2 separate regions of the Mus musculus genome follow, and region 2 is linked to region 1. The links are chromatin loops, found by intact Hi-C in ENCODE. Cell type or tissue: left cerebral cortex. All regions are shown on one strand. Each heading gives the region's core, and the rest is flanking DNA. Links, peaks and the distances in the headings are about the cores only.

Region 1 (4,761 bases), core at 1,106-3,605:
CCAGCTGCCAAGTGACAGAGCGGCAGTGAGAGTTTGGACCATTTAGACGCAGGCTTCATATACTTCAGCTCCACAGGGTTAGTGATTTGCTATGGGTGGTAACCCAGCAGCTCTGCCAACAATACCGTGAGTACAGGGCCTGTCCCGGCACAGTGAGGTAACTGCATGCTTGCAGGGAAGAGGACAGTCACACAGACACATGAAATCACCGTGTGTACACAGGACTGCTATGGGGCAGTTGTGACAAATTTATAATCTCATTTTCAGGGCTGGCGGCTAAGTATGCAGGGGAGGCCCCTAAGGAGTGCCCTTGTATCAGGAAAAGACTTCCATAGGCAGGGAGCGGCTTGGGGAGCACCCATGGACAGGGACTACCCTGCAAAGGGGGTGGGACTGGCTTTTGCTGACAATCACTGAGGTGGTTTGAATGAGAATGGCTCCCATAGACACATATATTTGAATGTTTGGTTTCCAACTGCTGGAACTGTTTAGGAAGGATTGGGAGGTGTGGCCTTGTTGGGGGAGATGTGGCACTGGGGGCGGGGCTTTGTGATTTCAGAAGCTGACGGCATTTCTAGTTTGCCCTCTCTGCTTTATGCTTGTGAACCAAGACGTAGTTTCTCAGCTACTGATCCAACGCCACACTCCCCTGCCTGGTACCATGCTCCCCATTGTGATGGTCATGGGCTCTAACCCCCTGGAGCTGTGAGTCCCACATCAAACACTTTATTTTGTAAGTGGTCTTGGTCATGGTGTTTTGTCATAGCAATAGAAAAGTAACTAAGACAGTCGCTGTTGACATCTAGTCACTGGTCATTCATAAGAGCTCTCACACAGGAACCAGAACATGGGGTGTGTGTTGCAGGGTTGGGGTGGGTGGCTTACTTTTTTTGTGGCTGTAGAACTTGTCCTCAGAACCATCCTTGGACTTCTTAACGATCAGTTTCCCAGACTCAACGTCCACTTTGAGATGCATTTTCTGAGGAATGCCCAGGGACTCTGACTTCACCTTCAGAGCATAAGACATGCAGTCAGTGGCTGGCTTTGGTGATGTCAACTCTGATTTATCTACATGGCTGGGATGGTCAATGTCCCGGGTGAGGCTATCTGGCTCGCTATTCCCAGGCTTTTCCCACCCTGGCCTGATAACACCCCTATATTCCATAGCATGCTGGAAAAATGGCTGGCACCGCGGCTGAGCCCAGCTCGCCCATGTGTAACCCAGCTGCTCCACCAACAGATTTGGTGGAGGAAACAGATGAACTGTTGGGAAATGGTTCATTCACTGATGAGTTTGACAACACTTATTAATCTGATGTGTCATCTACTTCCGGAAAGAATCTTAGCAATAGATTCACACTCTGGGGCCTTGTTACAACCGCTAATTGAACATCGACTGGTAATAATTAGGAAGACGATTCCTACGCAGACATGTTTAGAAAATGAAAAGCTAAGCTGGGTGTGGTGGAAGGTTTAGGTAGACTCAAGGAGGCTATTTGGGGGTCCTATCTCATGAAAACAAAAATAAAAACAAACAAAAAAGCCCCCCTAAAGCCAGGAGCAGTAGAGAAGTCAGGCAAGATGGTTTTGTGGGAAAAGGAATCTGCCACCAAGCATGGCAATCTGGAGTCAATCTCTTGGGACCCACACGGTAGGAGAGATCCACTCTTGCAAGCTGTCCTTTTCCTTCATATTCTCTCTCTCTCTCTCACTCACTCACTCACTCAGCACACACACGATAGACAGACAGACACACAGACAGACAGACAGACAGACAGACAGATGATAGATAAATGTGAAATTTAAAAAACCAAGGTGGTAAGAAGAAATGGAAATCTGTTTTTTGTGAGACTCCTCTCAGGGATGAAGAGGGCTTTGGGGTGGGCAGTGGGGTGTCTCATAAAGGCAGGACCAAGTTGAGCTGGAAGTACAAGAATCATGGGGGTCCATTAAGAAAAATACACCTGGGCTGGCGAGATGGCTCAGTGGGTAAGAGCCACTGACTGCTCTTCCAGAGGTCCTGAGTTCAAATCCCAGCAACCACATGGTGGCTCACAACCATCTGTAATGAGATCTGGCGCCCTCTTCTGGTTCATCTGAAGTCAACTACAGTGTACTTATGTATAATAATAAATAAACCTTTAAAAAAAGAAAGAAGGAGCTGGGCGTGGTGGCGCACGCCTTTAATCCCAGCACTTGGGAGGCAGAGGCAGGCGGATTTCTGAGTTCGAGGCCAGCCTGGTCTACAAAGTGAGTTCCAGGACAGCCAGAGCTATACAGAGAAACCCTGTCTCGAAAAACAAAAAAAAAAAAAAAAAAAGGAAGGAAGGAAGGAAGAAAGAAAGAAAGGAAGAAAGAAAGAAAAAGAAAGAGAAAGAACCACCTTTCTAGGTCTCCACTTAAGCCAGTCATTTTTAAGGAAATCATAAGAATTGTTTTCTCCCCCAAAAAACAAGAAACAAAAAACTAAAAAGCTGGGTGGTGGTGGCGCACGCCTTTAATCCCAGCACTTGGGAGACAGAGACAGGTGGATTTCTGAGTCTGAGGCCAGCCTGGTCTACAAAGTGAGTTCCAGGACAGCCAGGGCTACACAGAGAAACCCTGTCTCAAAAAAAAAAAACAAAAAAACAAAACAAAACAAAACAAAAAAACCAAACCCCCAAAACAAAAATAATTGTTTTCTCCCACTGTTCCTGTACCAGACACCATTTTATAGGCAACGTGTGGCCCTCAGTTTGATGTCACTTCTCCTTCCTATTTTAAGGAGGTTCATACCATCTTGGACCAATGGGGAGCTCTTTCGTTGCAGCCTCCCATGAGGGGTACTTCACTGGTGCATTTAGGCAGCGATTTTAGTGTTTACCCACTGCCCCAGCGAGGTGGCTGGCCTGACTACTATTCTCTGCCATTGAGTTCCTCGCTCCTCACAGCCTAAATCAAAAGCACTCTCTTCACAGGAACCGACGGCCAAATACTGCTCCAGAATCACTCACCTCAAAGGTGACCGGAGGGATAAGGGAACGCCTGTTGGTAGATTCTGAGCCCTCGTGCAGCAAGGACTTGACCTGTGGACAGCAGGAATGTCAGCGAGTCATAGGAATGCAGAACCTGGGACTTGGACACTCAGTGCAAATAGGGGACTGCAGAGAAATCAGGAGGTGCTACAGGACACCTGTGAGTACCTTATCTTCAATGGAAGACAGCAGACTTGTCAATTGGCTGAGTTTGGCAACCATGGTGATGGGACTGGCCTCTCCGGGCACCTGGGTAATGAAAATGAGAACAAGGTCTGTCTGAGGGTGAGCTGTGGGGTGGGCACTGGATACCTTCCTTGCTGGTCCTCTTTCCACCTTCTACCTTCCAGTACCATTATCACCCCGTCTGTAGACAAGGACATGATGGGGTGTGTATGTATGTGTGTGTGTGCACCCCAAATTCCTCATGGCCAAAAAAATAGATCTTCACTTCTTCCCTCTAACTCCACCTCACCCACAGTGCTTCTCACCCCACCTACACAGTCCTTAAAATCTCTGGGGCCGTCCTCGATCATCCATCACCTTCCCGCCCTCCTACATTGCCTGAGCTGCTGGTGTTCTTGTTCGCCTTCCAAAATATACCCATCCCCACAGCTTAAAACCCTCACTGGTCTCTTCCCACAGTAGGCTGAACCACAGGCAAGCTCCAAAGCCTGTCTCTGGAGGTGCTGCAGGCTTAGATGCTCCACTCTGAGCCTTTTCCTCCTCACTTCTGGTCTTCCTCCAGCTACTCTTGCTGAGGAGTAACCAGAGGCTTGGATTTCATCTAGGAAGGGCGCTCTGCCATCTAGATCTCAGATCCCATCAAGAGCTGCTCCCGGACTACTGCAGCTCAGGCAAGCCCTTCGTTGTCTCTGTCAAATCACCCTGCTGTGGTCTGTATCATTTGTGAGTTGTGTGTAAAATTCCCCTGCTAGAATGTGGACTCCATGACAGTTGAAACCACCATACTGTGTTCAGTGTTTTAACCCTGGTGTTTGGCCAATAAAGATACTTAAAGGACCTGTTTGGTGGCCATTACAGCTCAGAACCCTATAGTTACTTGTCTAAAGACAAATAGCTAATAAATTGCTATACCAGACTGGGACTGGTACCCACATATGCTGGACCTGACTCCAACCATATATTTATAGATTTATGCAAGGCTGAAACATGGGCTGCATGAGTGAAGGTCCCAAGTACAATCCCAAGCAACGAAGAAAGAAAGGTCAAAACAAAGCTAAACTCTACAGTATCTACCTTACCGTGGACATGCTTTCCTGCTGGAGAGGTGGAGCTAACAAGCTACCCACCCTTACCTAAGGATGTAAGATGAACAAACTTGATGTGTATATAACTAACTTGAACAGTAGCCCTTTATCCCAGCCCTTGCTTATGCATGGGCTTACAGGCTTGTACTGTCAAACATGGCCTTGGCTACACTGTTGAAAGGGCTTTGCAGGCCCGATACAGGGCACATGCCCTCCCTTGGCCAGCAACTATTTTGACTGTTGTGTTTCTTTTGAACCTCTCTAGCAGCACTTCTCTGCACTCCCCAAGGAAAGGGGCTCTACAGCGGCAAGAGTCAGTGCCCTTTCAAGATGCCAGGCATACTGGACATATCTGTTCCTTTTCTCCTCGTGTAGGGTAGGAAATTACTACACGGCAAGGGAAGGAAGAACTCTGGAGATGTCACTCTGAACTCAGGCCTGGAGCCAGTTTTCTTTCCTCTACCCCTTGTAGCAGG
Region 2 (4,761 bases), core at 1,103-3,602, 200 kb after region 1:
GCCCATTGTCTTCTCCAGCAGGTTGGCCAGTTGGTAGCCCTGGGTCTCTTCCCATTGGCCTCTGAGACCTGTGCATCTTTATGGTGCTCTGAGTTAGAGGGCTCTCCTAACTGGTTAGAGTGATGTTGAGCTGAATCTTATGCAAATCTGTGTGGGTCTCATGACAATGCCCAAGGTCTTCTGGGAACAACTGCTCACATGGAAATACGAAAACCTAAGCTCCCTGCAGGCCAGGGCCAGTGGAGCCCAGATTGCTGCTTCTTTCTCCTCTCCATGAGGCATCCAGCAATCCAGGAAAGGATGTGGGATCTGTGTTTCCTGAGGTTGGACTTGGGTAAAGGTGGAAGTGAGCTCTTGTGGAGGAAGAGGAGGAGGGAGAGGAGGAAGAGGAGGAGGAAGAGAAAGACCAGGAGGAGGAAGAGGAGAGAAATTAGGATGAAAGGTTCATTGAGCTGTTCCCAGCATCCTGGAGAGCACTAGGCCAACTTCCCACATTCAGATTAGGTGGGGCATGGCGAAGACATCCCTCCCCTACAGTGAGGGTCACTCAGTGTCACATGTGGAAGCCCGATTGCTCTTGCTGTCTGTGTGTGGGCCCTCCAGTTGCCCCTTTGCACTGACACCTGCCTTTTCTTCGGAGTCTCTGCCTCTGCTGGCAGCCATCCTATCCTCCTATCCAGTAACTTCTAAGGGTGATGGCTCATCGATGCCAGAGCAACCCGTGCAATCTCTGAGCTTGCTATTTACACACCAACTCTGATTTTAATTTGAAAAATTCCACAACACAGAAGTAGAGACCCCCATGTTACACTCCCCATGCGTTGTCCATTGGCTTAATGAGTGGTGGCCATGATGCCAGTCTAGGTTCATCCAATCCCTGCCACTCCTAGTACCCAGGGGACCATTGTGAGACACAGCTTGCGCATCATTCTGTTACACCTGCAAACACATCAGTACACAGTAAGAGTTAAAAGATGAGCCTCATGCCCTCTCTCCCTCTGCATACTTCTGGTGGTGTTATCCACCTAAAACCATGGCTGTTCCCTGTTGTGTTCAGAGGAGCACAGAGCATGCAGAGTCCCACCGACCTTGGGAGAGAGTGCTGGTCTGTCCAGCCCGGCACACTAATCTCCAGGCACCTTCAGGGACCTTCAGCCCAGCCTCTGTCTCTCGCAGGTTTTTGCTGGAGCTAGAGCACCGCATGGAGGAGAACATTGTTATCTCGGATGTGTGCGACATCGTGTACCGTTACGCAGCTGATCACTTCTCGGTCTATATCACTTACGTCAGTAACCAGACCTACCAGGAAAGGACATACAAGCAGCTCCTGTGAGTATACCCTGCCTGGGTTCAGCCATCCTTGCCTGGGCATTCCCCAGGGCCACACTAAGTCACACAATTTAGCCAGGTGGGTGAGAGCATCTGACTCTAGCATGTTCCCTGAGATCTTGGTGTCACTAGAAAACCAGTAGTCTGCCTGTGCTCCAGGGGAGTCATCTGAAGCCTCCAGACCTGTCTCCAGAACAGCCAAGAAATCCCTGTAGGAAAGAATGTATAGCCACAGGGATGATCCAAGGTCTAGAACATTGGAAATATAGGTTTGAAGTAGTAAGAAAGCCAGTGGTGGGCAGAAAGGAGTCTTGGCTTGTCATGCATTGCATGTGAACTAGGAGACAGTCTCCCATTTCACGACCTTCCTTTGGACCACAAGGAAGGGGTTGCCTTTTGGTACCCACCCACGCAAACCAAACAAAGCAAGACAAAAGTCTTTCCAGTATGAGAACCTATAGTAGAAAATCAAGACCAGGTTTGCAGTCCCATACACAGTCCAGGTACAGGGGTCTCTGGGGTGCCCTGAGAACAAAGGCAAGGTTGAGGGCCTCATTAGAACAGACAAATCTACCCAGGTTGCCTGAGGAGGCTGGCAAACTCTGCCTGGCACATGGCAGCAGCTACTGTGTTAAGAAGCTGTGGGTCAAAGGTGGCAGTTCTGTGACAGTCACTAAGAAGCATACTGCAGCTGACTCAGTGGGTGGGTTTCTAGTCATTTGTGACAGAGTCAGTTCCCCATGGCTTCTAGGCTCTGTTGTAGAGCCAGAAAGGTTTCAGTGTGCCACATGCCCACTGTTCAAATAGCATCTGGATTTGATGGCCTTTCTATCAAGCCACATGGTTGAAGTGGACATTTTAAGCTTTGAGTATCTAGGCATTCATCTGGGTGCTTCCCAGTGACTGTTTGGAAGTGGTGGGAATCGGGTGCTACTTCTCTGATTAAGCAGCAAGCAGAATAGATGTCTGTGTCTTGCAGTTCCCAAGAATCCCCAGGATAGCTGGTCACCATGGAACTTTGCCCTGTGGGTGCAGCTGGGGGTTCTGCTCCCCCTAGCAGTAGGTACAGTGACTGCCCTGATGTCTGCTGCTACCCTGCAGTAAGTCTCTGGCAGTTGTCTTCCTGGCCTTCGGCAGCACTGGGCCACGTGGCCAGGCCACCTGTCAAAAATAGCTCAGGCTTTCCTGGCAGGTGCCTTAAGCCTGCAGCGGGTTGCATCTCTCCGTGGGTTTACCTTGCCTCGGCTTCCTGCCTGATGAAGTCATCTAATTGTATGTCTGATTCATAACCTTGGCTACAATGGGATTCTTACCCCTCCCACACAAATCATGCTTTGCCAAGTCTTCATGGCCAGGCATATGGAGCCACTATTGTTACTTGACGTTTACATGAACAGTTTATTTTCCATTTTGAAAAATGAGAAGGGGAGGGAGAAGAGGGTGGGGGAAGCATCTTCTATTCACACCTCCAGGGCCTGAGCTCAGAGACAGCCCCCTGTGTCTGGATCTTCAGACAGGAGAAGGCCGCTTTCCGGGAACTGATCGCACAGTTGGAGCTGGACCCCAAATGCAAGGGCCTGCCTTTCTCCTCCTTCCTCATCTTGCCTTTCCAGAGGATCACGAGACTCAAGCTGCTGGTCCAGGTGTGACCCCTGACCATGCCCTGGGCTCTACAGGCCTCCCCTGTCCAAGCCTTAGCTCCTTCTACCTCTCCACTAGTATTTTAGAGAATCCATTTGTTAAATAAGGGCCAATTAGGGCCTTACTGTGCTCCAAGCAATGAGGGCTCAGCTATATTCCAGAAGTAAAGATTGGCAGACATATCCAGAAAAGTGGGCATAGCTGTCAGGGTTAGCAATGAGTTAACCCAGTCGAGGGTGCCTGCCTGGTTACTGCCAATTGGAGGAATCAAGAAAGACAAGCAAGATTTAAGTGAGGCTCAGCTTAGAGGAGCCAGTGGCATCAACATCTGGAAGAAAGAACACTGTATATAGAGAAACCTGAAAGTTCAAAGGTACTGGGGAAACAAGAGTCATAAAGCATGATGAGAAGGACTGCAGAGGTGTAGGTAAGAGGTGGGGAGGGGGAGGATGTCTCAGGTTCCATCCTCACCTGATGTGGCTGACATTTGTCACTGTGGCTGCTACAGAGGGTGAGAGCAGGCGTAGAGGAAAGTTGACTTAGGGTTTCTCTTCCTGTATAAAACACCATGACCAAGAAGCAAGTTGGGCAGGAAAGGGTTTATTCAGCTTACACTTCCACGATGCTGTTCATCACCAAAGGAATTCAGGACAGGAACTCACACAGGGCAGGAACTTGGGAGTCAGGGGCTGATGCAGAGGCCATGGAGGGATGTTACTGGCTTGCTTCCCCTGGCTTGCTCAGCCTGCTTTCTTAAAGAACCCAGTACTACCAGTCTAGGGATGGCACCACCCACAATGGGATCTCCGCCTTTGATCACTAATTGAGAAAATGTCTTAAGGCTGGATCGCATGGAGGCATTTCCTCAAGGGAGGCTCCTTTCTCTGTGATAACTCCAGCTGTGTCAGGTTGACACACAAAACCGGCCAGTACAGAGTAGACAGGGTTATACTCAGCCTGAGAAGCTATGTTAACTGTGAACTGAAGAAAACTAAAGGTTAGGAGAAAAGATGTGTTACAGTAAAGAGACCAGTCAGGCAGCCAGGCCTCCAGGACCCTGATGACTAAGCCTCCAGTGACCACCCCAGAAGGGAGGGAGAGTGGGAGGGAGGGAGGATCCCGTGTAAACACTGTGTCTCACTTGGGGACAGAGCGAGCCCTTACCCCTGCCTGAGTGACCAGGGTCCCTTGCTGCTTTGCACTGCCTCTGTGCTGTGCTCTCGATGGGCCGCTGGTTCTGCAACAGCATAAAGTATCTACCGGCCCTCGGGGCCTAAACTACTGAGTTCTGGGCTTCCCATTAGCATGCTGGGTCAAGGCATCCACCCCTGGCCTGGCTGAGGACCCCGTGCTCTCTGTCCATCCAGCCAAGGGCTATGTGTGTTGCATTTTTAAAGCTGCACCTGAGAGATGATAACCACTGCCAGGGAGGACGGGGAGGGGAAGAGGAAGAGTGGGGTAACGCAGCTCCATCTTGCCTTCAGAATATCCTGAAGAGAGTGGAGGAGAGGTCTGAACGTGAAGGCACCGCCTTGGATGCCCACAAGGAGCTAGAAATGGTGAGTTGTTTCCACCGGTGTGTCCTGGGGTCCGTTTTCCCTCTAGGTCACTGTCCCTACTGATCTCCTCTGTTACTGTGATCTCTTAGCATTTCATTTATTTATTCTGAGATTTACTTTTGCAGTCCAGAAGAGTCACTAAGGGGGGAAAATTCATACCTAATGCAGTTTTGTCAGTGTCTCCTCTGCAATACCCCACCCCTGTTCACGTGCCCAGGATGTTTTATGGAGA

What was found. Peaks named below come from ENCODE experiments on the same cell type or tissue, not always from the same donor. Only the 100,000 strongest peaks of a DNase experiment are listed, where the experiment ranks them.
Region 2: a loop joins it to region 1, with 5 times the contacts of the local background. A loop is called at or near these places in 1 of 42 quality-filtered maps.

Annotation. Positions count from the first base shown.
Region 1 is chr1:87,679,991-87,684,751 of GRCm38, reverse strand. It overlaps Inpp5d (inositol polyphosphate-5-phosphatase D), which reads right to left. Exons shown (of 27, transcript NM_010566.3): 7 at 3,183-3,263; 8 at 2,994-3,065; 9 at 886-1,009. Among named protein-coding and RNA genes, the nearest start is that of Gm33470, 42 kb to the left of the region's middle. In left cerebral cortex, for the core only: a CTCF peak has its summit at 2,075 (motif pointing left); no DNase peak of the experiment used is centred there; H3K27ac peaks cover 950 bases.
Region 2 is chr1:87,484,367-87,489,127 of GRCm38, reverse strand. It overlaps Ngef (neuronal guanine nucleotide exchange factor), which reads left to right. Exons shown (of 13, transcript NM_019867.2): 5 at 1,177-1,329; 6 at 2,843-2,972; 7 at 4,455-4,529. Among named protein-coding and RNA genes, the nearest start is that of Snorc, 17 kb to the right of the region's middle. In left cerebral cortex, for the core only: a CTCF peak has its summit at 2,387; a DNase peak (open chromatin) is centred at 2,580; H3K27ac peaks cover 1,955 bases.